Regions from separate parts of the Homo sapiens genome. Here regions 2 and 3 are each linked to region 1. A link is a loop called in an ENCODE intact Hi-C map of the cell type or tissue named here. Cell type or tissue: CD14-positive monocyte. All regions are shown on one strand. Each heading gives the region's core, and the rest is flanking DNA. Links, peaks and the distances in the headings are about the cores only. Region 1 overlaps ZFYVE16 (zinc finger FYVE-type containing 16). Region 2 overlaps ZFYVE16 (zinc finger FYVE-type containing 16). Region 3 overlaps MSH3 (mutS homolog 3).

The links. Peaks named below come from ENCODE experiments on the same cell type or tissue, not always from the same donor. Only the 100,000 strongest peaks of a DNase experiment are listed, where the experiment ranks them.
Region 2: it touches region 1 in a loop (1.8-fold over the local background); 21 of 110 quality-filtered maps call a loop at or near these places.
Region 3: it touches region 1 in a loop (6-fold over the local background); 75 of 110 quality-filtered maps call a loop at or near these places.

The regions. Positions count from the first base shown.
Region 1 is chr5:80,475,526-80,486,470 of GRCh38, forward strand. ZFYVE16 (zinc finger FYVE-type containing 16) reads left to right here. Exons shown (of 19, transcript NM_001284236.3): 19 at 1,694-7,854. The coding sequence ends at 1,852. It overlaps FAM151B-DT (FAM151B divergent transcript), which reads right to left. Exons shown (of 3, transcript NR_172938.1): 2 at 9,941-10,036; 3 at 7,275-7,641. Among named protein-coding and RNA genes, the nearest start is that of FAM151B-DT, 6.9 kb to the right of the region's middle. RefSeq lists a silencer at 5,933-6,042. In CD14-positive monocyte, for the core only: CTCF peaks have their summits at 5,964 (motif pointing right) and 6,073; a DNase peak (open chromatin) is centred at 5,966; H3K27ac peaks cover 516 bases.
Region 2 is chr5:80,408,978-80,419,922 of GRCh38, forward strand. The region is part of intron 1 of ZFYVE16 (zinc finger FYVE-type containing 16); the gene reads left to right. Among named protein-coding and RNA genes, the nearest start is that of ZFYVE16, 6.4 kb to the left of the region's middle. In CD14-positive monocyte, for the core only: no CTCF peak of the experiment used is centred there; a DNase peak (open chromatin) is centred at 5,334.
Region 3 is chr5:80,667,559-80,675,558 of GRCh38, forward strand. It overlaps MSH3 (mutS homolog 3), which reads left to right. Exons shown (of 24, transcript NM_002439.5): 4 at 2,539-2,751; 5 at 4,686-4,802; 6 at 5,183-5,300; 7 at 7,425-7,570. Among named protein-coding and RNA genes, the nearest start is that of DHFR, 17 kb to the left of the region's middle. RefSeq lists enhancers at 33-600, 601-1,169, 5,002-6,201 and a silencer at 7,979-8,000. In CD14-positive monocyte, for the core only: CTCF peaks have their summits at 4,780 (motif pointing left) and 4,981; a DNase peak (open chromatin) is centred at 4,793.

The DNA of each region.
Region 1 (10,945 bases), core at 1,114-9,113:
GCAATCAGTGTTACTCATTTCTTACGTATTCTTTGTGATTTTATGCATCTACAAGCAAATAAGTGTGTGTCCTCCTTTTTCATCTTCCCTCTTTTACACATTTTTTACCTTGCTTCTTTAATATATCTTAAAGATATTAATACTAGCAGACATTCTTTTTTAACAGCGGCATAGTAGTTGATTATATAAATGTACCATAATTTATCTAACTAATTATTCATGCATATTTGATATATGTTGATAGACATTCAGGTTGTCCACAATATTTTGCTTTTACATAAGCGTAAGTATATCTATAAGAAAAATTCTGAGTAGAATTGCCAGGCCTGAGTATATACGCAATAGATATTACCATATTATCCCAAATAGAGGTTATGTCAATTTATATTTATTTCTTCCAGCAATTTGTGAGAGCTCTTTCCCTCACATCCTTTTTTTGAGACAGTCTCACTCTGCCACCCAGGCTGGAGTGCAGTGGCACGATTTTGGCTCACTGCAGCCTCTGCCCCCTGGGTTCAAGCAATTCTCCTTCCTCAGCCTCCCGAGTAGCTGGGACTACAGGCATGTGCCACCACACCTTGCTAATATTTGTATTTTTAGCAGACACAGGGTTTCACCATGTTGGCTGGACCGGTCTTGAACTCTTGACCTCATGTGATCTGTGGCCTCCCAAAGTGCTGGGATTATAGGTGTGAGCCACCGCACCTGGCCTCCCCCATATCCTTATCAAAGAAGTATATAATCAAACTTTTGAACTTGGACAATTTGATAGGTGAAAAATAATACCACATTATTATTAATATTATTATTACTTGTTAAATAGATGGGGTTTCACTCTGTTTCCCAGGTTGGTCTTGAACTCCTGGGCTCAAGCAGTTCTCCTGCCTTGGCCTCCCAAAGTGTTGAGATTGTAGGCATGAGCCACCACGCCTGGCCCCAGTATTATTTTAATTTGTATTTCTCTTAACAAGGAGTGATGATCATCTTGCATGTAAAAACAATTTGTTTTTCTTTGAACTGAAAGTTCTCTTTCTGACATCCAGGTAACTTTCCAACATCCAATATAGATTTTCAAATCAGAGAATTCATTAGAATGGTTAAGCTAAACGTGGGTGAGTTCATATGCTGAGGGTTTGCTTTTCTCCAGCCAGGATATATTTTACTCATAGTTCTTACTGGAAAAGGGGTTTTGTTTTTATCTCACTATTAAAAGTCCTCTTTTCAAGGAAGCACTCACTATTTGTTATTGGAGTAAGCACTGTAAATTTTTTTAGCCAATTGTATTAAAATGTAATTTGCACCAATGTTAGAGTCTAATATTAAATATTATTGCAACAACAAATTTGAAATATTTCAAGTAGATTTTTTTAATACCATGGGGTTTTTAATTTAAGTAATGTCGGCAGTTATTCAAAGCCTCATCCCTCTAATTTGTTTATGTGTTCATTTAGAGGAAACGTAAAGTATGACATAGTGGCAATTTTATCTTTATGATATATGAGGAGGAACAATTATAATTTATGTAGTAGACAGATAAAAGATACAGGAGAATGTAGAATTTTTTTATAAATATATCAAATATTTTATTTAACATGCTTGAACTGTATTTTAAAATATTTCACTTATTTTATATTCACATTCCGAGTTAAACAAGATTGCTCATTTTCTTATCAAGAATTTTTTTTTTTTCTAGGTTGAATTTCAGGCAGGATCTGAAGGCCAACTTCTGCCTCAGCATTATCTAAATGATCTTGATAGTGCTCTGATACCTGTGATCCATGGTGGGACCTCCAACTCTAGTTTACCATTAGAAATAGAATTAGTGTTTTTCATTATAGAACATCTTTTTTAGTGAAAGAATGTGCCATATTACATATTGCAACCTAATTTGTTAAAACTAACTCCAGCACTAAAGCTGAAATGCCACAAACACTAAAAGTATAAATATGTCTGATTTTTGAAACACATAAGCTTTGCTCTTTAGGCAGGAATGATCTTTTCAAATCATTAGCACAATATTTAAATATCTAAAAATTTAAGAGATCCATACTTTCTGTAGCTTTACAATTAATTTAAGTACTAAAAAGACAAGGATTTCTTTTAAGAAATTTATAGCATTTACTGTGTTATTTAAATGCTAAGCCAAAGTATCTGCACTTAGGTATACCTCTTTATGCCAATAATGATTTTAATGAAGGCTCTTTTCAGATGTAACCTTATGAAGGAAATATCTGCTTTGTGTATATGCCAGTTAGAATACTGGTTTCTAAAGTCTGTCAAATTGTATTTCAGTGGCACAAAAACCAGTTTTGAGGTCTTAGACTTATAATTCTTTGAATAAAACTGATAACTTATTTGTATAATTGGAGTGGAGACCTACCTCCATAATTAGATAAACTCTTTTTGGATTATAATCAGAATTTTGCCTTTTTTCTTCTCAAATTATTACATATGTATGTATTATATATCCACATATATAGTTTTCCCTGATTAAATGGATATTAAAATAATTGCGGGTGCTTCAGGACTTTTTGCTTCTATATTTAAGTATATTGTTTTTATAGCAAGAACATATTCTGAATGTTTTATAAATCTTTAATAATTTATATGTAGGTAATATTTTTGTATCACAATGCATTATTTTTTTCCTCCTTTCCTTCCAAACTATACCACTGTATTTACCACTTCTAAGAGTGACTGACGACGGGCCAGATGACCCTTGAAGTAGTCATTATGTAGCAATAAATGAAGCCTGAAACAGGTTTTTTTACTTCCACTTTAATCCTTAGAAATTTCTTGGCAACTTCGCATATTTTCATTGACACCAGTGTATAAGTATAAATTTAAATGAACTAATTACTTTTGCATATTTTAAATTCTTTATATGGTAGTTATTTTTTATAACAGGATATTAACATAAGTTAAATCCTATGTATTTGAAATTGTTACAGAGCTTTCCTCTTTACTTCAAACAGCAAAAAAGTGGGGGGCATATTGTAGTCCTGTCATTTAAGTTATGTAAAAAATTTAATCATTATTTTGATGCTTTAAACATTCTCATGTGTAATATATGTTTTTGTATCAAAAACACTCATATATTTCAAGAAAAAGAAATTATGTTAAATAGCCCTGTTTTAAGAAAAATATTTATGAAGCATCTCAACTTGAAGATCAAGTCAAAGTTATAACTCAGGATCTGAGGTCTCAAGCTAGGAGAGACTGAGAATTTTAATCAGTTTGGGCATATAGTTTGGACTGAATCACATCTGTAGTACTTAGCCAAAGACAATTTGGAGGAGAATATCAGCCTTCTGGAAGTAGCTACTTCCTGAACAATGTAAAGTGTCGCAGATATTCAATAAAATGGCAACCTGTTATAATTTGTGAAATTTATTGAAATGGTGTAAGATGAAAACAATTGCATATCAAACCCAATTTATGTTTTCTAAATATAGTGTATGTATTCTGCCATGTAAGTAATTGAACAGTCTTAAAATAACCAAATGGTAGAGGGCTGTTCCATGATGGGACAGCTTTGGATTTGTTTTCATAAAATCTCTATATTCAATAAAAATTGGAATTATGTGCCTGAAGTTTGGAGGCACATTTTGAAGTATTCTTTGTAGACATATAGTATGTTTCTGAATGTGTTTGTTACTTATTTGGTCATTGGTACTTAATTTGAAATTTTAATTTTTTAAGAGAAGAAATAGAATGGTTCTTTGTACTCAGTCTGCAATGATCTATTTTTGGCTTATGTCTTTTAATACTACTCTCTTTCTCTGAATTTTGAAATATGAAGTAAAATCTAGCCCATTTGTTTTATGCAGCTATTCAACAAACTTTGTGTGTTCGTATACTTGCTACATGCAGAGCACTTTACCAGGTTTCTAAGCAAAAATTTCTAAAAATGATTAATTGTTCTGACAGAATTAGGCGTAGTTCTTTATCAACATTTATGGATTCCATGCCACAAGTAGTATGCGCTTAAGTGCAGAGCATGCCAAGAGAAAGAGTAGGATTTGGCCCTGTAGGAGCAAAGATTCAATTGTGGGAAACTACTTGTTTCTGAAAATTGCATGCTAGGATATTTACATCATGTTCCTGTTGAAAACAATTCCTGATTAAAATACAAGAATAATCTTAAAACATCAAAGAGATTTTCCAGACAATAAGGAATGCCAAGTCCAAAAGTAAAGAGAATAAGAGAAGCAAGCATGTACCCTTACTCTGACAACCTTATGAGTGAGGGGGACAGAAATTAAAGTTCAGGGCCCATATAAGGTGATGAACCTAACAGGAGACCCTCCACACAATAGGCTGAGACTCCCAAATACTTTCACCTTTAGGATGATAATGAATCAGAGGTGGAAGAACCAATGTAAAAGAACAGGCAAGTTTAGAATTGCCCCAGTGATCTAAAGAATCTTAAGCACTGAGCTTCCTTTAAGGTGTTCCCACACTAGTAATGCCTCCAGGTGACAGAGAAAATAAAATGTAAATACTTTTCATGGAAAAGTAATTTCATTGTAGGCCTCAAATTACTTTTCAAATATGTCTAGTAACACATAGTAAAAAGTAGTCATATAAGGAAACTAGATTCCAGAGGCAAGAATTACTTGAAGCAATGAAAACAAACTCACAGATATAGGTATTAGATTTGTTTTCTTTGTTTAAGGAAATAAGGTGTGTGAATGTACTTGCAGGAAATGGGAAACTATACGATAAAAAGTTGTGGAGCTAATCTGGAAAAGAACTGAATATAAACATTACAAGAATATACATAAAAACTGCACTTTAAAACTCAGTAAATAGATGTAATAGAATGTAGCCAATTGGGGTAGTTTATAAACTGGAAGATAACTCAGGAGAAACTATTCACAGTGCACCATGGGAGAAACAGCTGGAAAAAAAAACAGAAGACCTGTAGAGAATACAGTGAAAAATCCTAAGTGCTTCATTAGCTGTGAGAGGAGAGGCAAGAATAGGACAGAGCAAATACTTAGATAGAATGCAGAATTTTAAAAACTGATGAAAGACATGACCCCACACATTCTAGAAGCCAGACAAATCCCAAACAGAATAAACTAGAAAATCCACACATAGACACATAATAAGGCCAGGTGCAGTGGCTCACACCTGTAATCGAGCACTTTGGGAGGCCAAGGCAGGAGGATCACTCGAGCTCAGGTTGAGACCAGAGTGAGCAACACAGGGAGACACTGTCTCTGCAAAATTAAAAAAATTTTGCCAGGTGTGGTGGCTCATACTTGTGGTCCCAGCTTCACGGGGGCTGAGGTGGGAGGATCACTTGAGCCCAGGAGGTTAAGGCTCCAGTGAGCTGTGATCGTGCAACAGAGCAAAACCTTGTCTCAAAAAAAAGGAAAAAGAAAAAAGACATTTAACAGGAAAACTGGAAATGCTAGCTGACAGAGAGAAAAATAGTCCAAGGAACAATTTGCTGTTTCTAGTCAGAGGACCAGAAAGGAGGTTGGAGGCTATGGGACAAAACCCTTTTTAATTTAATTGCAGTATTCTAAGAGAGCCTCAGGAAAGATGCAGTAAGACCCACCGCCCCACCAGGAGAACCATGGGTAATGACTTGGAACCTTCTGGACTTTCCTTGCTCTACATCAATCCCGCAGCAGTAAAGAGGTATCACTCTTCTCTTCCCCCTGGTGCACTAGTGGCAGACATTGCAGGGCAGAACACTGGCAATGGGGAGGCTAACGCCCTGACTTTCTAGCCAAAAACCAAGAATGGGGTTCTAGAAACCAGAGTATAGGTAAGATCACAAATAGGAGGGAACTGAAGAAAAGGAACCCTTAAATCTGTCAATAAAATCCTGGGATCATCTCACAAGCTGTGTATGTGTGAAACTAACCAGAAGCAGCTGAGCAAAGGTTCTGAACACTGAATTACAGTGTAGGCCACTGTCCAAGTTTCAGATTGGCCACTAGATGGTGCACAACTGGGGCAAAGAACAGCTTAACAAAGGCAGTGAAAACTAACATTGGAACCACAGCCACCAAAAAAAGTGGCCAGGATGTGTGCTCTGAAACTTAACTGAATTGATGGTCTGCTAAAACAAAACAAAACAAAAACATTCTTATGAAGATTTAAACAGGATAGAGAATATCATAATATTCCAAATATATCCCAGAAACAACCCAAAATGATTGGACAAAGAACTTGTGAAACCTAAGCAACTCTCTAGGGAAAAGACAATGAACAAGAGCCAACTCTAAGGTTACCCAAATGTCAGAATTATCAGAAAAAGACTTAAAACTAGTTATTTTATTTTTTTTATTTATTTTTGAGACAGTCTCTATCACCCAGGCTAGAGTGCAGTGATACAATCTTGGCTCACTGCAACCTCCACCCCCAGGGTGCAAGTGATTCTCCTGTCTCAGCCTCCTGAGTAGCTGTGACTACAGGTGTGTACCACCACGCCTAGATAATTTTTTGTATTTTTAATAGAGACAGAGTTTCACCACGTTGGCCAGGCTGGTCTCAAACTCCTGACCTCAAGTGATCTGCCTGCCTGGGCCTCCCAAAGTGCTGGGATTACAGGCATAAGCCAGCACACCTGGCCGTTAAACTAGTTATTTTAATCATGCTACACAAAGAAGACATTTCTCCAAAGGAAATATATAAAGGGAAACACTGTTGAAATAAATGGAAAGCTAAAAGTCTCAGCATAGAAGCTATAAAAAGAAACAAGTGGAAATTGTAGAACTGAAAATACAATAACAAAATTTACTGGAAGGTCTCAACACAATGAAGATGACTGAGGGAAGAGTCAGTAAATTTGAAGATACATGAGCAGAAATTATCTAGTCTGAATGACAGAGAAAAAAGTGAAAAAAATGAGAAGACCTTTGGGGATCTGTGGGACAATATGAAACAGTCTAATATTCATGTCTTAGGAGCCCAGAAAGAACAATTGGAAGAAAAAAATATCTGAAGAAATAATAGCTAAAAACTTCCAAACATCTGGCAAAAAACAAATATTCACATACATTTACATAGCATTCTATTTAAAGCCGGTCTGCTGGCACAGCAAATCCCAAAAAGGAAAACCACACCCAGGCACGTCATAATCAAAGTGATGAAACCAACTGTAAAGAAAATACTTTGAAAACAACTGGAAGAAAACAACACTTTGTATATAGGAGAACCAAAGATTTCAGTGATGGCAGATTTCTCATCAGAAACCATGGAGCAACATTTATAAAGTGCTTTTAAAAAGCAACAAAACTGTCAACACAGAATCCTTTATCCAGCAAATATATTCTTTAGGAAAGAAAATGAAATAAAGACATTTTCTTTTTTTTCTTTACTTTTTTTTTTTTTATGAGATGGAGTCTCACTCTGTTGCCCAGGCTGGAATGGATTGGTGCGATCTCAGCTCACTGCAACCTCCGCCTCCCGGTTCAAGCAGTTCTCCTGTCTGAGCCTCCAGAGGAGTAGCTGGGATTACAGGTGCGTGGTACCACGCCCAGCTAATTTTTTTATGTTTGTAGTAGAGACGAGTTTCACCATGTTGGTCAGGATGGTCTCAAACTCCTGACCTCAGGTGATCTGCCTGCTTCGGCCTCCCAAAGTGCTGAGATTAGAGGCATGAGCCACCATACCTGGCTGAAATAAAGACATTGTCAGAAGAAGGAAAGCTAAAATAATTCATTGCTAGTAGTCCTCCTTTAACAGAAATGGTAAAGGAAGTTCATGGGGAAGGAAAATGATTGCAAAGAAGGAAGAGCAACCAAAATGGCAAATCTCTGGATAAACCAAATAGACTTACATGTTTGTTAAAATATATGTAACTGCTGAAATAAAAAAATTGTAACATCATCTTTTGGGATTTTCAATGCATATAGATGTAATACAGATGAAAACTGCATACTAACCAAGGGGACAGTGACAGAACCTATATGGTAAGTTTTCTAAATTTCACTTAAAGTGGTAAAACATTATAGTAGGTTACAAAAAGTTTGGTATGTAATGATCATCTCTAGAGCAACCATTTTAAAAAACTATGCAAGGAGATATGTTTAAAAAGCCGACATATAAAGTGGAATTTTAAATAATTCAAAATAAAGCCAGCAAGGAAAACAAGTGTAAAAGAAATAAGGGATCAACAAGAAAAATTAATGCTAAAATGGTAGACCTAAATCCAGCTGTATCAAAAATTACACTAGGCCAGGTGTGGTGGCTAATGCCCATAATCCCAACACTTTAGGAGGCTGAAGCAGGAAGATCACTTGAGGCCAGGAGTTCAAGATCAGACTGGGCAATGTAGTGAGGCCCCGTATCTACATAAAACTTAAAAGAATTAGCCAACCATGGTAGTGCATGCCTATAGTCCTGGCTACTCAGGAGGCTGAGGTGGGAGATCATTTGAGCCCAGTAGTTTGAGGCTGCAGTGAGCTGTGATCATACCGCTGTACTCCAGCCTGGGCCACTGAGCAAGACCCTGTCCCTAAAAATAAAAATAAATAACAATTACATTAAATGTAAATGGTCTAAATATGGCAATTGATTTTTTTTTTTTTTTTTGGATCAAGTCTCATTTATTCTGTCACCCAGGCTGGAGTGCAGTGGCACAATCCCGGCTCACTGTAACCTCCACCTCCCAGGTTCAAGTGATTCTCCTGCTTCAGCCTCCTGAGTAGCTGGGATTACAGGCATGTCCACATCTGGCTAATTTTTTCTTTGTTTTTATTAGAGATGGAGTTTCACCATTTTGTCCAGGATAGTCTTGAACTCCTGTCCTCAACTGATCTGCCTGTCTTGGCCTCCCAAAGGACTGGAATTACAGGCATGAGCCACCATGCCTGGCCAGATGGATTTTTTTAAAACCTAATTTATATGCTATCTATACAAGCCACTTATGATACAATGGTACATGCAGGTTAAAAAGTAAAAGGATGGAAAAAGATATTCCATGCAAACACTAAAAAGAAGAAGAAAAGGACAAAGCTGGAGTGGTTATTTTGCTATCAGACAAAGCAAACTTCAGAACAAGGAATATTACCCTGTAATTTATTTTTAAATTTATTTATTTATTTATTTATTTATGAGACAGGGTCTCATTGTATTGCCCAGGCCTAGGGTGCAGTGGCTATTCACAGGCACAGTCATGGCACACTACAGCCTTGAACTTAGGCTCTTAACCCATCCTCCTGCCTCAGCCTCCTGGGTAGCTGAGCCTACAAGTGCGTGCCACTGCACCCAGTTCCCCTGTGATTTATTATTGCATTTCATAGACTAGATACCAAGTTCAGAGAGAGAGTAATCTGTCCAAAGTCACACAGCTAGAAACTAAATTGGAATTTGAGGGAAAACTTTCTAGCTATTAGGACTCTGAAAATGAGGTAAGCTGTATTCATGCAGTGCTTTGTTTTGATTTTGAGACAGAGTCTCACTCTGCGGCCCAGGTGGAATGCAGTGGTGTGATCATGGCTCACTGCAGCCTTGAGTTCCTGGGCTCAAGCAATCCTCCCACCTTAGCCTCCTGATTAGCTGATACTACAGGCACATGCCGACACACCTGGCTTGTTTTTTATTTTTTCGTAGAGATGGGTCTCACTATGTTGTCCAGGCTGGTCTCAAAGTCCTGGTCTCCTCCTGCCTCAGCCTCCCAAAGTACTGGGATTACATGTGTGAGCCACCATGCCTGGCCTTTATTCATGTTTAGATGTCACCAAAAGCAGCCCCAGACTCAAGTTGGGGCCTGTGTCTCACATTCTAATCGTTATATTCTTTCCCCAGTGCAGCATGTACCCTTAACTTACAAAACCTTTTTTGTGCCAAAAAAGTAATTAGACTTATTTTTACCATAAAATTTCCAAACACTCAGAAGTAAAGGAAATAGTAGGATGAAAATCTATATACCCAGCCTACAACAATCCTCTGAGTCAACACTATCAAGACTTACCTCTTTTGCTTCATCCATCCCTTAATTTCTTTGCTGGAGCATTTTAAAGCAAATATCAGACATACCCTTTCACGCCTCACACTTCAACATGCGGCTCTAAAAATAAGGACAGTGAAGAGGAATTTTGAGTCAGTTATTGTAAAATATATGAAAATATTGTAATATTGTGACCAATATGTCATAAAAACTTAGCAAACTGATGCAGGAACAGAAACCAAATACTGCATGCTGTTACTTATAAGTGGGAGCTAAATGATGAGACACATGGACACAGAGTGGGGAACAACACACTGGGACTTTTGGAGGGTGGAGGGTGGGAGGAGGGAGAGCAGGAGAAACAATGAATGGGTACTAGGATTAATACCTGGGTGATGAAACAACCTGTACAACAAACCCCTATGATACAGTTTACCTGTGTAACAAACCTGCACTTGGACCCCTGAAGTTAAAAATTTTAAAAATGAAAAAAAAAAAAAGCCGGGCACAGTGGCTCACGCCTGTAATCCCAGCACTTTGGGAGGCTGAGGCGGGTGGATCACTTGAGGTCAGAAGTTCGAGACCAGCCTGGCCAACATGGTGAAATCCTGTCTCTACTAAAAATACAAAAATTAGCCAGGCGTGGTGGTGCGTGCTTGTAATCCCAGCTACTCAGGAGGCTGAGGCAGGAGAATCGCTTGAACCCGGGAGGTGGAGGTTGCAGTGAGCCGAGATCGTGCCACTGCACTCCAGCCTGGGGGAACAGAGTGAGACTTCATCTAAAAAAAAAGAAAAACAAGTTTTTTAAAAAAGACCTGTACTGCAATCAATGCCATCAAGAAAGTGAAAAGACAATCTGCACAACGGGAGAAAATATTGCAAATATTTGCAAATTACCTGTTAAGGGACTTGTATTGAGACTATATAAAGAATTCTCACAATTGAAATGAGCACAGGATTTGAGAAGACATTTCTCCAAAGGAAATATATAAATGACCGATAGCACCTGAAAATATGCTCAATATTATT
Region 2 (10,945 bases), core at 1,239-9,238, 66 kb before region 1:
TAATTTCTTCCTTTTTTTCCTCTCCTGGATATTAAACCGCATGCTTAGTGGCAAAAATTGAAAAAATAGAATAAAGAATAAGGAAAAATGATCAATCATAATTCCACCATGTAATAGTAATCAATTACTTATAATATTTTGACTTTTTTCCTTTGAGTCTTTTTTTCCCCTGTGCATTTTCTTGAGATGAGATTTTATATCGTTGGATTGTCTGCTTTCCTTGATTTAAATTACGTTGTAAGCATTTCCCCATGTTTTTAAAAAGCTTCATAAAAATGACTTCTTGATTATACATGAGCAAAGTATCTTTTGAAACAGTTATATTACAGATAAAGCCAAATCCGCATTAATTATCCTCAATCATAATGTTACATGATAGAATAGTGCTACAGTTCATTTAACATTATGATTGGGGATAATTACGCTTAAAAATTATTGAGGACCAATAGAGTTTTTGGTTCCTAATGCTGCAGTATATTTACCATTTTGGAAATTAAAACTCAGAAAATTGAAAATGTTTTATTCATTTAAAAATCACAGACTCATGTATTAAATAATTTTTTAGTGAAAAGTAACCATTTTCTAAAACAAAACTTAGAAGAGGAGCGTGGCATTGTTTCAAATTTTTGCGAATCACTTTAATGTCTGGCATTATAGAAGACAGCTGGATTTTCATGTTTGCTTCTGTTCAGTCTGTTGTGCTATCTGGTTTAGGTTGAAGCATATGAAGAAAACACCAGCCTTGAACAGATACGTAGCAGGAAAAGCGAGGATCTTACAAGCCTGCTGAAAGGCTCCTGGGGACATCCAGGGGTCCTGAGACCACAGTTTGAGAAAGCTGATTTAACCATTTTTGGATTGGTGGGCTGTTAGGTTGTTTAAAATTTTACACTGTTACAACCCTTGCAACAGTGAAAGTTCTTTGTGATGTTTTCTGGTGTATGCGTGCTAGTGTTTTTTCTGTAAGTAGAATTGCTAGGTCATAGAGTTTTGCTTTTTTTTAAGTTTGTTAAACACATTACTTTTGATGCCTGTATAATTTGCTTTTGTGCACTAATGTTGGTGTTTAGATTGTTTCAACTAATGATTTGGTGAAATATCTTTGCATGTTTTTAGTTGTTTTGAATTATTTTCTTTTTGAGGGGGCTGGGGGGAGTCCAGTAAAAACCAGACAACTGCCAGATACATTTTAAGAGAGCTTTAACACATGGATTCTTTTCTAAAATTTCTAAAAAGATAATTGTTAGATCAAATATTAGGAATCTTTCTCAGGCTATTGGTACATATTGTCACATTGTTTTCATGGGAGATAGTACCAGTTTGTTTCCTGTCAGCAGTGTCTGACATGCTTTAAAAAAAAAAATCACACCCTTACCAACATCGAGTACTTTTATTATTTTAAAAAATTGTTTCAATTTAGCAGGCAATAAATGGTATATGTTCTAATTCTCATTACTTTGATAGTGCACTGAATAATTTTCATAATCTTACTAGTTGTCTGTTGATGTTATTTGCTCGTTTATAGTCCAGTATCCAAGTGTTTTTCTAACACATTTTTATCTTCTTAAATATATTGTAAGGAAACGTGCTGTACTTTGTTTGTTTGTTTTTTAAGACAGAGTCTCGCTCTTTCGCCAGGCTGGAGTGCAGTGGCGTGATCTCGGCTCACTGTAACCTCTGCCTCCCGGGTTCAAGGGATTCTCCTGCCTCAGCCTCCTGAGTAGCTGGGACTACAGGCACGCGCCCCCATGCCCAGCTAATTTTTGTAGTTTAGTAGAGACAGGGTTTCACCATGTTGGCCAGGATGGTCTCGATCTCCTGACCTTGTGATCCGCCTGCCTCGGCCTCCCAAAGTGCTGGGATTGCAGGTACGAGCCACCTCACCCGACCTTAGGAAACGTGCTGTACTTTTTTTTAAAGGAAAACAACAAAATTATGTTTTCTCGGTTTACAAGAGCACATGCCTTTTTTTTTTAAATTTATTTTATTTTTATTGATTTAGTTTTTTGAGATGGAGTCTCGCTGTGTCGCCAGGCTGGAGTGCAGTGGCACCATCTCGGCTCACTGCAACCTCCGCCTCCTGGGGTTCAAGCGATTCTCCTGCTTTAGCCTCCCAAGTAGCTGGGGCTACAGGCACGTGCCACCACGCCCAGCTAATTTTTTTTTTTTTTTTTTTTTGTATTTTTAGTAGAGACAGGGTTTCACCATGTTGGCCAGGATGATCTCGATCTCTTGACCTTGTGATCTGCCCACCTCAGCCTCCCAAAGTGCTGGGATTACAGGCATGAGCCACCACGCTGGCCAAGTATATGCTTATAAAAAAAAAGTAAAATAGTATGAAGACATATCATGTAGCTCTGAAAGGCTTACATAATCCCATTCCTAGATTTATAGTATTACTAACATCATTAATGTTTGTTCCTTCATATTTTTTTACTATGCATTTGTTAATTTTTTTTACAACTTATTTGTAAAAATAGGTTTGCACTATGCATAAAGTTTTGTGATTTGATTTTCTTTCATTTAACATTATATATTGGATATTTTTCTACTGAAGTACATATAACTGGGCAAAGTTTTATCCTGAGTGGTTTTAGGAACATGAGTTGTGATCTTTAGTTATCTGATGGCAGGCTCTTGTCCTCTTCTAAATATATTCTCTTCCTAGGTGATCTCATCCATTAACAGCTGTGTGTTGCCAGTTCCCAAATCTTTATCTATCTCAGACTTCTCTCCTGCATTCCAGATTCTTATATTCAGCTGCCTTTTGGATATCTCTCCCAGGATGTTCTCAAGGTACTTCAAACAGTCCAAACGTGAACTCATGTTTTCCCTTAATCCTGCTCCTCTTTGTATTGCCTGTCATGGTCAGTGGCACCACCATCTACCCTAGCCACTCATGGTGGAAACCTGGCACTAATCCAGCTTTCTCCCTTGCTTTCGGTCTCCAAAACTTCTCATTATTTTGCCACTTTTATTTCATTTTATTATTTTTATTTGAGACAGGATCTCACTCTGTTGTCCAGGCTGGTCTCAAATTCCTGGGCTCAAGCTAATCCTCCCACCTCAGGCTCTGGAGTAGCTGAGACCACAGGCGGGCATCACCATGCCTGGCTCATTTTAGCCACCTTTATATGTATTTCCTTTTTTTCTCCACTGCATTATCTCAGCTCAGGCCTTCATCTCTTACCTTAACCATTTTAGGTGTCTCCTTACTGTTGGTTTTGTTGGTTTTCTGGTTAATCTTCCATGTTACTGCCAATTTTTGTAATCATGAAGAGATTTTTAAAAACCATTTTATTGTAAATATTACGAAGATTTTTTCTTAAATTTAAAAATATATAAATAGCCAAGTGAGTAAAAATACTACCTAAAATAAGTTATATGTATACATAAATAAACCTATTTTAAAAGGGAGTATATCTTATATTTCTTTTATGTCTTATACTGAATATGGTAGATTATTGGCACAAAAAGTACATACTGATTGATTGAAATGGGAAATATACACAGCTTAATGAGATTTCATGTTAAAACATTTCAGTATACCGTATTTACATTGTCATATCATACCTTTTACAAATTATATTATCTTTTTTTATATCTTTCTTGGCACCTGAAATTACATAATGCTTAGTAGAGCATTGCTATATAGATAGGAATGTTTTGTAAATATATGTTATTTAATGAATTCCATAATTTATTTCTAAAAAATTCTCTGGCTTTTGCTAATAAGAAACTATTTCTAGACCTTTCAGTTTCTGTGCTTAATTTGTTAAATACATCCTGTATTCAGAGTTCCGTTACTACTACTTTTTACTATTATGTTTATTTTAAATTTAATGTTTATATTTATCGAAGGGATACCTGTACATAAACAGTCAAATAGTACTTCAAGGATTATAATGAAAAACTGTCTGGGTGTGGTGGCTCACGCCTGTAATCCCAGCACTTTGGGAGGCTGAGGCAAGAGGATCACATCAGCCCAGGAGTTTGAGACCATTCTGGGCAACATAGTGAGACCTTGTCTCCACAAAAAATAAACAAAATTAGCTGGGTTGTGGGGCACACACCTGTTGTTCCATTTACTTGGAAGGCTGAGGTGGGAGGATCGCTTGAGCCCAGCACGTGGAGGCTATAGTGAGCTAATATCGTGCCACTGCAGTCCAACTTGCGCAACAGAGTGAGACCCTGTCTCAAAAAAGAAGAGAGGGCTGGGTGCGGTGGCTCATGCCTGTAATCCCAGCACTTTGGGAGGCTGAGGCAGGAGGATCACCTGAGGTCGGGAGTTCGAGACCAGCCTGACCAATATGGAGAAACCCCATCTCTACTAAAAATACAAAATTAGCCAGGCATGGTGGCGCATGCCTGTAATCCCAGCTACTTGGGAGGCTGAGGCAGGAGAATCGCTTGAACCTGGGAGGCGGAGGTTGCAGTGAGCTGAGATCGCGATATTGCACTCCAGCTTGGGCAACAAGATCAAAACTTCATCTCAAAAAAAAAAAAAAGAAAAAAAAAAGAGAAAAACAACAATCTTCTGCCCCAGTCCTTCTCACCCCTGAATCCCACTCTCCAGAAGCAGTCTTTCTCAATCAGTGCTTTCTGTCTGAATCACTGAACAAGAAAAATGATTTGAGCAACTATTTTCTTAATTCTCCCAAAGAGGGTAGGTAGCTAATAATATGATGGATGCATAGGAGAGAAGTTAGTTTATTACATAAAATGGAAGCCTTAGGGCATTAAAGATTAATTCTCTCGCCGAACCTTAATTGAGAAAGGCTGCTCCAGAGTCAGTGACTTCAATTCCTTATCACTTCCAGTTTTTTAAAATGACATATTTAGATATATGGCGATATCCCCTCCCCATTCCCATCCTAATGCGATTTGAAGTATAGTTTACTCATTTCCTATTACAGAAGATGGGAGTTTAGGTTTTTTGTACCAACTCCTACCTTTAAACACTGCATTTCACTTCCCCTCTCCCCTCTATATTCCCAAATTAGTTACATGTTAACTTTTAGTTATTTGGTGTTTACCTCATTTTAACTATGTAAATATTGTATGTAGCTGAACAAGGTAAGTGTGAGGTTATTTCCTTTCTTGTATAATTTTTGTTTTTCCTAGTTAATATCTTAATTCTTTTGTACATGTACCTTTTATATTTCTTTATAAATAAATGTTTTATATCTTTTTAATGTGTCTTTTGTATTCTTTATTTGATCTATTAATCTCTTGAACCAGATACATCAGTCTCCTCTTAGTAGATTCAAACACATCTGATAATCTGTTTTGCGACATCTTTCCTGCCTCCATCTTGATGGGTTGCTCTCTAGGCCTGTTGCACAACTCTCTTCCTGGACTGCCCTTTTACAGTCATCTGTGAATTGCATTTGTCTCTTCTGTGTGGGTAGCCTCTTTTTCTTGGATTTCAGGTTTTCCTTTTTCTTGGTGTCTCCCTTATATTGGCAGAGTATGTTTTTGAGTAGCTTCCTGAGAGAGACAGAATGGGATGCACATATTTTGGGTTCTTGCATGGTCAACCATTTTTTTATTTAACCCTCACATTTATGATAACCAATCCTTTGATTGTGACCTGTTATATCTCTTTGGAAGCGTTTATATTTATTCAGCAAGTATGTATTGAGCACATTTTATGTGCCGGGCACTGGTCAAGACATTTTGAATATATAGGTGAACAAAAATACAAGATTCATGTCCTTATAGAGCTTAAATTCAGGGAGGGAGGAGTTGTTCAACAGCAAATATAATAAATAAATTATACAAAACATTGGGAGTTTGTAAAGTAAATAACTGCTTTAGAAAAGAGAAAAAAGAGCAGGCTGGGGTGGGAAGTTCAGGAATGTTGGGGAAAGGAGAGGTAGGGGATGCAGACTGTAGTATTAAATGGGGTGATCCTCCCTTCAACCATTCAGGTGTTCTGAAATTTCACAATGATGTTGGTTGGTAAGAGTTTTTCATTCATGTGTTGGGCCCCAAATGGGCCCTTTCCATTTGGAGACCATATCCGTGGTTTATTTGACAGTTTCTTCTTTCCCTCCCTTCCTTCTTTCTGGACTTCTTTTATTAGAATATTAAACCTCATTAGATTGATTCTCTAATTTCTAATATTTTCTCTCCTGTTTTCTATCCCTTTCTGTTCTGTTTTCTAGGATATTTTCTCAACTTTATTTTATAACACCTTGATTGCATTTTTAAAAATAAACATTTTATTTTGGAACAGTTTTAGATTTACAGAATTATTGCAGACAGTATAGAGTTCCTATATACTCCACACCCAGTTTATTATTAACATCTTAGATTAATATGGTACATTTGTTATAATTAGTGAACTAGTATTGATACTTTATTAACTAAAGGCTATACTTTATTCGCATTTCCTCATTTTTCCTCTAATATGCTTTTTCTGTTCCAGGATCCCATCCAGGATACCACATTACATTGAGTAGTCCTGTCTCCTTAGGCACCTCTTGATTGTGATAGTTCTCAGACATTCCTTGTTTTTGATGCTCTTGAAAGTTTTGAGGGTTACTGCTCAGGTGTTTTGTAGAATGTCAGTTGAGATTTGTCTCATGTTTTTCTCGTTATTATATTGGGGTAATGTGTTTCGGAGAGAAAGACAACAGAGATAAAGTACAATTTTCATCAATACATACTGTCAGTGTGACTTGCCACTTTTCTTTTTTTTTTGAGATGGAGTCTCCCTCTATCACCCAGGCTGGAGTGCAGTGGTGCGATCTCAGCTCACTGCAACCTCTGCCTACCGGGTTCAAGCGATTCTCCTGCCTCAGCCTCTTGAGTAGCTGGGATTACAGGCACGTGCCACCACACCCGGCTAATTTTTGTATTTTTAGTAGAGACGGGGTTTCGCCATGTTGATTAGGCTGGTCTCCAACTCTTGACCTTGTGATCTGCCCGCCTCAGCCTCCCAAAGTGCTGGGATTACAGGCGAGAGCCACCACGCCCGGCCAACTTGCCACTTTTAATGTTAACCTTGATCACTTGACTTGAGGTAGTGTTTGTTAGGTTTCTTCACTTTGAAGTTAGTATTTTCTTTTTTTCTCCCTTTCTGTATTCTTTACTAGAAAGTCACTGTGCGCTGCACACTTAAGGAATGGGGAGTTCTACTTCCTTGAGAGCAAAGAGTCTAAATAAATTATTTGGATTTTTTTTTTATTTTTTTGCGTGGGAGATTTGTCTTTTCCCCAATTATTTATTCAATCATTTACTTACGTCAGTATGAATACATAGATTTTTTTTTTTTTTTTTTTTTTTTTTGAGACAAAGTCTCGCTCTGTTGCCCAGGCTGGAGTGCAGTGGCGTGATCTCGGCTCACTGCAACCTCCGCCTCCTGGGTTCAAGCGATTCTCCTGCCTCAGCCTCACAAGTAGCTGGGATTATAGGCACGCAGCACCATGCCCGGCTAATTTTTGTGTTTTTAGTAGAGATGGGGTTTCACCATGTTGGCCAGGATGGTCTCGATCTCTTGACCTCAGGTGATTGCCTGCCTCGGCCTCCCAAAGTGCTGGGATTACAGGCGAGAGACACTGCGCCCAGCCGATTTTTTTTTTTTTTTTAATGTGTTGGGTTATACTTCAGTACTGCTCTTTTATTTTGTCCCAGCTTTGGCCTTTGGGAGTTCTTTCACTTGGGTCTTGTATCTCTTTGACATACTCCCATTGTTGTATGTGTGTACATCAACTTTTACTTTCTGGCATTACAAGATGCTCTGTGCTCATTTTGTTTATTTCCTGCCCTAGTTTTAGAAACAGCCATTTTTCCAAGGAGACTTGGTTCCTTTTGTTGGAGAATTTTATTAGAAACCAAGATCTGGGTGCTAAGTATGTTCGTTGCCCCTGGGATGTTACTGCTTCTAGGCCCTCTAAGCTGACAAACACAAGGAGATATGTTAGTATATGTGTTTATACTAACCTGTATTACACATATATCTGTAAATATTTCTATGTGTGACCATCGGTATCCATATTAAGCTGAACATGAATTTATATTGATGTCTTCAGTTCAAATCCATTACCATATAGATTATTTTATCTTCCTCCCCTGCCATAACCTCCTCCTTCAACAGGGAGAAACTTGGCTTCCACGATCAGTCGTCCATTTACTTACTTGTTCAATTTCAGTATACAGATATAGTGATTTCAGAATTGTTAACCTGTACCACCATGGAAAACAACTTTATCAACTAGGGTAGAGTGCCTGTCTTTTCTTTCTTTAGTCTTACATATTCCACTCATTTCCAAAGGTCAGCACCTTATTCCTACGTCCCCTGTGATGAGGTTGTTTCATACATTTGGAATATAGTTAGACTTTTTGTCGCAGTCTGCATGCCAATCTAGGATCCCCCATTCTCCTAAATAATTTTTTGAAAATTTGCATGTTGAGGTTTATTCTTTATGCTTTGAAGTTATATGGTTATTAACGTGATTATCTTATATTCACCATTACTACCCTAAAAAGTCTGTGCTTCACATATCCAACTCTCCCCCACTTTAAACCACTGGCTATCATTGGTGTTTTACTGTCTCTGTAGTTTTACCTTTTCTAGAATGTTACATAATTAGAATCATGTAGTATGTAAATTCTTTCACTTGGCAGTATACAGTAAGATTCACTCGTGTTTTTGTGGCTTGATAGCTTCTTTCTTTATATCACTGAATAATATTCCATTGGATAGATGTGTGATGGTTTGTTTATCCAAATACCTAATGAAGTACATCTTGATTGCTTCCAGTTTTTGGCAGTTATGAATAAACCTGTTTATATGCATTCACATCCAAGTTATTGTGTGAATGTAAATTTTCAAATCAGATGAGTAAATACCTAGTAGCACATGATTGCTGGATTATATGGTAGTAGTAAGTTTTGTAAGAGACCGCCAAATAGTCTTCCAAAGCAGCTATACCATTTTGCATTCTCACTGGCAATAATAAGATTTTCTCTTGTTTGGCATTGTCACAGTGACATTCTAGTAGATGTGAAGTGGATATCTCATTGTTCTAATCTGCAGTTCCCTAAAGACAAATGATGTTCAGCATTTTTCATATTCTTATTTTCCATCCTTATATCTTCTTTGGTAAGATGTCCATTCAGTACTTTTGCCAATTTTAAAATTGGATTATTTTCTTTCTTCTTTTCCTTTTCTTTCACTTTTTGCCTTTTCTCTCCTTTCCTTTCCTTTCCCCTCTTCTCTCCTCTTTCTCCTCTCCTCTCTCCTTTCTCTTCTCCTCTCCTCTTTCCTTTCCCCTCCTCTTTGCTCTTTCTTTTCCCTTCCCCTCCCCTCCCCTGCCCTCCCCTCCCCTCCCCCTCCTTTCTTTTCGACAGGGTCTGACTCTGTTGCCTAGGCTGGAGTGCAGTAGCACGCTCATACCTCACTGTAACCTTCAACTCCTGGGCTCAAGCTATCCTCCCATCTGAGCCTCTCAAGTAGCTAGAACTATAGGTATGCACCCCCACACCTAACTAATTTTTAATTTTTTTCTTAGAGATGAGGTTTCTCTATGTTGCCCAGGCTGGTCTTGAACTCCTGGCCTCAAGTGAACTTCCCACCTCAGCTTCTTAAAGTGCTGGGATTACAGGTGTGAGCCACTGTGCCTGGCCTTGGATTATCTTCTTGTCAAATTTTAAGAGTTCTTTATAGAGTTTTAGATACAAGTCCTTAATCAGATATGTGTTTTGCAGATATTCCAGTCTATGGCTTGTCTTCTTATTCTCTTAACAGTATCTTTTGCAGAGTGCAAGTTTTACATTTTAATAAGATCAAACTTACCATTTTTTCTTTCGTGGATCATGGTACTGGTATTGTATTTAAAAACTCCTCACCAAACCCAAGGTTATGTAGATTTTCTCCTGTGTTTTCCTGAAGAAATTTTACAATTTTGAATGTTAAGTTTAGGTTACCCACTTTGAATATGTTTTTATATAAGGTGTAATGTCTGTGTCTAGGTTCATATTTTTCATAGAGATGTCCAGTTTTTTCAGCACCTGTTATTGAAAAGACTGTCCATTCTCCATTGAATTGCCTTTGCTCCTTTGTCAAAGATCGGTGTGGGTTTTTTTTTTTTGGGGGGTCTTTTTTTTTTTATGCAGGGTCTCACTCTGTTGCCCAGGCTACAGTGCAGTGGTGTAATCATGGCTCTCTGCAGCCTCAGCCTCCCTGGTTTCAGCTGATTCTCCCACCTCAGCCTCCCAAGTAGCTGGGACTACAGGCGCATGGCACCATGTCCAGCTTATTTTTTATGTTTTGTGGAGACAGAGTTTCTCCATGTTGCCCTGGCCGGTCTTGAACTCCTGGGCTCCAGCATTCTGCCTGCCTCTGCCTCCCAAGTGCTGGGATTATAGGCGTGAGCCAACCATGCCTGGCCATTTCTGGGGTCTATTCTGTTTTATTGATCTACGTGTCTGTTCTCTTGCCAATACCAAATTGCCCTGATTACTAGAACCTTCTTGTGCATCTTTAAATTAGGTAGTGTGAGTCCTCCAACTTTGTTCTCCAGTATCACTTTAGCTATTCTAGATTCTTTGTCTTTTCTTATTTTTATTTTTAGTAGAGACAGGGTTTCACCATGTTGGCCAGGCTGGTCTCGAACTCTTGACCTCATGATCCGCCTACCTCAGCCTCCCAGAGTGCTGGGATTACTGGCATGAGCCACTGCGCCTGGCTGATTCTTTCTCTTTTCATATAAACTTCAGGATTAGTTTCTTGAGGCCTACAGAGTAGCTTGCTAGGATTTTAGTTGGGATTGCACAAGAATCTAGAGATCAGGTTGGGAAGAATTCATGTCTTTGGTTTTTTTTTGTTTTGTTTTATTTTTTTGAGACAGAGTCTCACTCTGTCACCCAGGCTGGAGTGCAGTGGTGTGATCTTGGCTTACTGCAACATCCGCCTCCCGGGTTCAAGCGATTCTCC
Region 3 (8,000 bases), core at 1-8,000, 190 kb after region 1:
GAGCCAGGAGTGGAGTGGTGAGGGTGAGGGGTGTGTGAGCAGGTGACCATGGGGTCTGGCCCCTGTGCACTGCCAGGCATGCTGGCTTCGGCAGGGTGGGCAGCTCCAGGTGCCAGCGTGAGTGAGGGCTGGACCAGGCGTACCACAAACAGCTTCCACAGCTGGCACCAGGGAACACAGTGGCGCCCAGAAGCTTGGAGATTCCAGGAACTGCAGAGCCCCAGAGAGGGTGTCATAGACCTGGCTTAGGAGCCCCTAGGTCTGAGCTCCCCAGAGGTCCACAGCTCTTCTCTCCTGTCTTCTCTCCTTCTTGTTGCTGCAATGTGGCAAGCAAGAGATGGGTTTCAGGCCTGTTTGTGTTACAGCTCTTTTAGCCCTGCCATTCGGTGGGTCCCAGGTTCTTGTCCTGCTTCCAGGAAGAATGAAGTATGTGGACGAGTGGAGGGTGAGCAAGGCAAAGAGGGGCTTCCTTGAGTGACAGAACATTGAGGGGAGACCCGCAGTGGGTGCTTCTTTCTGCAGGCAGGGCATCCCATCAAGTGAGAAGTGATGAGCCTTCAGCCGAGAGGGGACCCTGGAGTGGGTAGCTCCTCTCCGCAGGCAGGTTGTCTGCTTGTCTCTTCAAGTTTGGCCGAGTCTGGGGATTTGTATGGGCTTGAGAGGAGGAAGTGTGTGCTGATTGGTTCATGGGCTGCCATGGGCGGGCTCAGAAAACACCGTAAGTTCTAATTCTGGTTCGTCAGCCTGGCCCCCAGGCTTCAGGCTGTTCCTGGCTTGAAGGTGGGGCTTCACCCGGACCTGACCCTTTCTGCTCAGGAGCCTGTCTGCCTCCTGCCGTCATCCATGGCACCCAGGCTGTTTGTGCCATGGGGCACCTGCAGGACAGCTCTGAGCTGCCCTCAGCCCTCTCCTTGGCCTCCTTCCCATGTTCATCAGTGTCCAAAGTCCAGAGGGGGCCGAGGCAGCAGGGGGCTGGCATGTTAGCACTGCCCTGAGCATGTGCACACCCAGCCAGGTTGCAACAGTTCCTAGGCTTGGCCTTAACTTTGAGATCAGAGTGGGTGCTGGGAGCTGGGAGAGGCCAGGCAGTCGGAGCAGGTACTTCTGAGCCTGCAGAGGGAGGGGGAATTCCCTTTCTGGGCCCTTGAGATTGCAGAGATGCCCGGGTCCACAGCCACAGCTTGGGTGGCTGTGGCTGCAGCTGCACCCAGGAGGGTGGGGCTCCTGCCTGCTCCCAGCCCCCAAGAGCACAGGGATGCCCAGGTTTGCAGCCACAACTGGGCAGCCACAGCTGTGCCCAGGGAGCGTGAGGCTCTCACCCTGCCAACTCAGAAGGGGGCGAGGCTTCTTCCACCCATTTCTGGCTCCTGTCGGTTCTGTGGAGCATGCAGCCCTGGCTGCGCCTCTCCTACTGCAGCTGGCGTTACGGCAGTGGCTGCTCCAGATGGGCTGCCATTGCCATCATAATGACCTGGATTTCTCTTGCCAACCTCTCCATGCCTCACCGTCTTCTTATTGCTGATCTTTGGAGGTTTGCTGGACTGCACTGTTCAAATAAATTGAGTTTTTTTTGAAAAGTTAGTATCTTTACCTGATGTCCCGGTGAAGCTGAATTGTTTTAAACATTTGGGAACTACAAAGTGTACATGTTTCTGGGTTTTCTTTTGGATTGGGGTTCCCATTTCTGGGCCATTTTGCTTCTCTCTCACTCTCCCCTCTTCTTTTTGGTCACTAGATTTTTAGGCCATATTTTTCATTGTAGGGGGAGCTGGGTAAATTTTTAGAAGTTGGCAGTGACAGAGTGGCAATTAATTAGAAGTTGGATTTAGCCAACTATAAATTTGTCTCATTTACATTTTTCTAAATTAAGTCTAATAAGCGAGGAATTTTCCCTAAGCTGTGAATTGGAATTAATTATGGTTCCTCACAGAAAGGTAAGAATAGTAGGAGTACTAATGTTGAAAATGTGGCCTTGTGCTGTAAATTTTTTAACAGCTCTTTCTCATGTTTCTTTACCAAGAGAATCATGGTTCTTTCTTTCTATAAGAATTTATAGAATGTGCTGTCTTTTACAGTGTGCTTGGAAGTATAAAACATTAAGTGCAGCTTTATCTGTTGGCATGCTTTGCTCAAAGTGGTTTTGCCCTACTCCTGAGAGAGAGCCAGATTTGTCCCCATTGGCCTTTTGTGCATTACACACCTTAGAATAAATAATAAAAAGAAAATAAGTGTTAATAATAATAGATTTAATGAAATCAAATTTAAAAACAAGTATGTAAAACATTAAGATATTTAGACTTTCAAAATTTGCATAAAAATTCTATGATAGCTTACTTGGTTCATAATTTTTTTTAACCTTCTACTTTGAAAATATTTGTAACCTATGGATAGTTTGCCGGAATGCTACAATGTGCTTCTATAAACTTTTCATCTAGATTCACTAAGTGTTAGCTTTTTGCCAGATTTGCATTTTCCGTCTCTGGGAACTTATTATTGTGGTTAATATTTTTAAAACTTTATACATCTTTTGGTTGCCAGGACACAACACTTTTTGATCTCAGTCAGTTTGGATCATCAAATACAAGTCATGAAAATTTACAGAAAACTGCTTCCAAATCAGCTAACAAACGGTCCAAAAGCATCTATACGCCGCTAGAATTACAATACATAGAAATGAAGCAGCAGCACAAAGATGCAGTTTTGTGTGTGGAATGTGGATATAAGTATAGATTCTTTGGGGAAGATGCAGAGGTAAGTCGTCTTTTCAGGCACTATTTTATATTTTTCTTGTCTAGCCTTAGATATTTTTCAGTATTTTTGTTTCATTTTCTGACCTTATATAAAAGCTGATTTGATCAATCACCTTTTAAAAAATACTGTTATGTAAAGTAAAAACTAAAAATGAACACAAGAAACTTGGTGGGAACCAGACTTGGTGGGAAAAAGTGAGGGGTCTCTATTGGAATGTTAGCGCTTATTCTCCGTGGTACTAGGCCAGTACTTTTTATCCATCCAAAGTTAATTGGATGAGTCAATTAGTGAATAAACCGTAATCATGTAAATATGTTTTCTAATGAAGACTCAAGCAAGAAAACATTTTTGAGATGTATAGAAGTTCCTCTGTTTACTCTTAATTTATGAATTTTCATAGCCAGGAACAAAGTTAAGTCTCAATGGAAGAACACGTGAACTTTACCAGCTACCACCAGAAGTTGTTTGAAGTTTTACAGATCTCTTTGGGTGTCAGTCAACTTGGTGTCTTAGTCTAAATTGGGATTGTGCCAGGTGTGGTGGCTCATGCTTATAATCCCAGCACTTCGGGAAGCTGAGGTGGGTGGATCACTTGAGGTCAGGAGTTTGAGACCAGCCTGGCCAACATGGTGAAACCGCATCTCTACTAAAAATATTAAAAAAATTAGCCCGGTGTGGTGGTGCATGCCTTTAGTCCCAGCTCCTCAGGAGGCTGAGGCAGGAGAGTCGCTTGAACCCGGGAGATGGAGGTTGCAGTGAGCCGAGATCCTGCCATTGCACTCTAGCCTGGGCGGCACAGCAAGACTCTGTCTCAAAAAAAAAAAAAAATTGGGATTGTATTTAATGTTGAAATATTTATTATAGGCCCTAGTCAAGAAGGTTGAAAGTGAAATTTGAACATTTCATAGGCAAACTTAGGGAAAGTATTGCAGATGACACCTTTGTTGGAAGTCATGAATGCTTGTGATGATTCTATAGTTTGGGACCTGGTTGGATTGTACACTAGAGAGTGATGAGGTAGCATGTCTGTGCTTCTTGGATGGGAAGTAAAGACTTGGCCAACTTTTTTTCTTCAAGTTTCCTAAATCCTCTGTGGCAGGCAAGCAGCGTTCTCAAAGTCAGATGCATTATGCAATGTTCTGTGATATTAAATTAGGCTCTGAGATAATGTCACCATGTTTTCTGAGGGCAGGAACAAATATGTAGTTGTCATCCCCTAGGCGAAGGAGAGAAACTGTCTAGGTTAAACGGTAAATTCAGACCTGACCACGGTAAAGGCTGATGTTTTTCTGCCCTTCTGTGAGGGACTAATAGAGTTCAGAGAAGGGGTGAGGTTGGGGAGCGAGAGTGTTAGAATTAGAGTTCCATGGCTTCAGTGGGCAATATCTAAGCCATGGTGCTTTCTAGAGGAAATCAGGGAATCACATGGTGCTTCATGGTTCTATATTTCTATCAGTCGTGCATCATTAATTAGTTAGCCAGCCTGGGGTTTCTCTTTTTACTTTTTCAATGATTTCTCTGTCCGGATGGGTTCATCATTTCTGCATACTCTGTAGTGTCTTCTAAATGTCAGTCATTTGCACATGCCATGTAGCAAATTCTTACTCTTTTACAGTCTCATGATCTCTGTATTGGATAGTCTTTGTGTAGGGAAAGCTCTAAGGATGTAGAAGACCTGTCATATTTTTCTGAGTCTTTTATAGATACAGATGTTGATACTGAAGTTAGGTCACTGGAACTGCCCAAAATACATTAAACCATAGGCTTCTATACAGGGAACATTTTTTTAAACTTTTTATTGACATAGTACACATTTAGATTAAGTGTACAAATCCTAAATGTATACCTTGATTAATTTTTAATAAAGTGAACCAACATCACATAGGGAATCTTAAAATATAAATTTATTGATATTTTCTTTTTTCATTTTTTAGATTGCAGCCCGAGAGCTCAATATTTATTGCCATTTAGATCACAACTTTATGACAGCAAGTATACCTACTCACAGACTGTTTGTTCATGTACGCCGCCTGGTGGCAAAAGGATATAAGGTCAGCTTTGGCTTTAACTTGTGGGGAAAGGAAATTGGGATTCTCCTCCAGAGAGTGCAAACGTGTTTTGTAAGGTGGTAGGTAGGCTTCAATTGGTTTAGAATTTTGCATTTTACAGAACTGAAAGTGTTTCATAATTATTAGTATTATGTATTTATGAGTTTTTAACATATTGTTAGATATTTAGGGTAAATTTTTAAACTCTATGATAGTGTTTCTTAGCAAATTATCCACCCTTGTCAACTCCTTTAAACCCTACATCTGAACGTTGTGGACTGATTATTTTAACCATTTCAGAATTGACGTTTAAACATTTCGAAATGAGTTTTTACAAGTCATTTTTTATCCTTTGATAGCAATATTTCTTATTTTTGTTGAAGGTGGGAGTTGTGAAGCAAACTGAAACTGCAGCATTAAAGGCCATTGGAGACAACAGAAGTTCACTCTTTTCCCGGAAATTGACTGCCCTTTATACAAAATCTACACTTATTGGAGAAGATATCCTTTTTGGACGGGAGTTTTTCTCTTAAATGATACAAGGGCTTTGTTGGCAGGTTTTGTTTGTTTGTTTGTTTGTTTTTTAGTTGCTCTTTGGGAACTTTTTAGATGAGCTGAGAGGCATTAAGGTGAACCCTTGATTAGGTGTGCTATTCAAGAGGGAAGTAGTGGCTGGAAACAAGCATCTTTTCACATGTCATAGTAGAAGGCAAGTTCATCATACTTCAAGAGCAAGAAAAAAAGCAACCCTAATAAAAGACGATGTCAGGTTAGTATCTGATTTGAAATTATATCTTCCTTAGCCCATTTGTGGGAAGTAGTTAGGTGCTTAGGGCCTACAAGCTCCTCAGGGTCTTTCCAAAGTGAGACCTAAAAAGTAACTTATTGAAGCCAGGCGCTGTGGCTCATGCCTTTAATCCCAGCACTTTGGGAGACTGAAGTGGGCAGATTGCTTGAGCCCAGGAGTTTGAGACCAGCCTGGACAACATGGCAAAACCCCATCTCCACAAAAATACAAAAAATTAGCTGGGCATGTTGGCACTTGCCCGTAGTCCCAGCTACTTGGGTGGCTGAGGTGGGACAATCACGTCAGCCTAGGAAGTAGAGGCTGCAGTGAGCCGTGATCATGCCACTGCATTCCAGCCTGGGTGACAGGAGTGAGACCCTGTCTCAAACAAACAAACAAACAAACAAACCAAAAATTCAAAATGTGAAAAGAGAACTGGCTGAAGTCAGAATTAAGACAGAGTTAAATGCCTATAAAATATAGTGGTAGCCCGTCTTCATTAATTGTTAACTTTATAAAAATTTTATTACTTTTGAAAATGGGCTGTGGGTGAAGTTTTCTCACTTGGTAAGAATTTTCAATGTGCATAATGATTGCCCCTAAATTTACGGTCATTTATAAATGCAGTGTGTTATTTGATGCCAAATAATTTCAAAAGCAAAATTGTCAGTTTCAAAAGCCAAATAATTATATGTAAAATTAGACCAGGGTGCATTTAAAAAAAATTACTATGGGGGTGGAATCAGTTCTCTGATAATGGAAGAATGGAGAGATAAGAAGGCCTTAAATGATACTGTGTGAAAGTATTATTTCTGTTATGGTTTATTACAGATCTGCTTATTTCTCAGCTCATCTAATTCTAAGGACTGTTTTGTTCCATGAATACTATAAATAGGGAACAGCTATCACTCAAAATGGGCTCCAAACTATTAACAGCCTTGTGTTGTTCTAAGCTGATCAGGCTGTAAGAACCTGGTATTTTTATTTTTTCTTTTGCTAAAGCTTGAGTCTGTTATTTGAAGCCCATTTCTAGTACAGTCCCCCTCCCTGCTTTTCCTTTGCTGCTTTTATGGGTCCTATGTCCTGATGTCCAAAGATATGTCCAGACTTTGCCCCAAATCAGCTTTCATCCCTGAGATTTAGTTAATGGACTCATTTTATACACACATACACAGACATACATGCACATATAATGTATATATGTTTCTGTTTTCTCATGTCTTTAAAAAATTGTCTTGCTATATCTGGGAGCTTTTAGGTACATTAAAAAAGGAAAATAATTTACACCCTTTTAGTGTATTTATACTTTGAATTGTGGAATTAAACATTATGGGATTGTTAAGGATTCAAGTCTCAGCATCATCCAAGTGATGAAGTGGGTTGATATTTGGGCCTCCATGGGGTCTGGTGTACTCCACTAAGCCCTTTGGAAGTAAGATACTGGTTATCTGTCTTTATGCTCTTTATATCTTAGGAAAGATAAGGCATGCAACTATGATCCAAATAAATCAGAAGAATGAATACTGGGCAGAAGATTTTTGCAAAGGGCAGAAGTACTGTGTGAAATGAACCATCATTTTATTATTTTTTTCTTTATTTTTATTTTTTTATTTTGTAGAGACAGCATCTTGCTTTGTTGCCCAGGGTGGTCTCTCAAACTCCTAGCCTTAAGTAATCCTACCACCTTGGCCTCCTAAAGTGCTGGGATTACAGGTGTGAGCCACTGCGCCTGGCTGTGAACCATTATTTTAAAGGAGAAAATAGTTAATATTATTGGAAATTTAGCATATTAGGATTTAGAATTTAGCATATAATTATTTTTCTTTAATTATTATTAAATGTGAATCCCCTAATCAAGCTGGATGATGCTGTAAATGTTGATGAGATAATGACTGATACTTCTACCAGCTATCTTCTGTGCATCTCTGAAAATAAGGAAAATGTTAGGGACAAAAAAAAGGGCAACATTTTTATTGGCATTGTGGTAAGTACTTTGCAGGTGAGGAACAAATGTTAGATGTTCATGGTATCTCTAAATATGATCTATCATGTATGGTTTATAATAAGGATATCTGATGAAGTGTACCTTCAGATAATTATACAAGAAAAACATTTTTCTCACAATATTATATGTTAAATCGCTAGTTACAATTTTCTCATGGCTACTTGGTACTTGTAGCAGTCCATTCTCACGTTGCTATAAAGAACCACTTGAGACTGGGTAATTTATAAAGAAAAGAGGTTTAATTGGCTCATGGTTCCACAGGCTGTACAGGAAGCATGGCTGAGGAGGCCTCAGGAAACTTACAATCATGGCGAAAGGCGAAGGGGAAGCAGTGACATCTTCACAAGCACAAGGCTAGCAGGAGAGAGAGTGAAGGGGGAAGTGCTACACACTTTTAAACAACCAGATA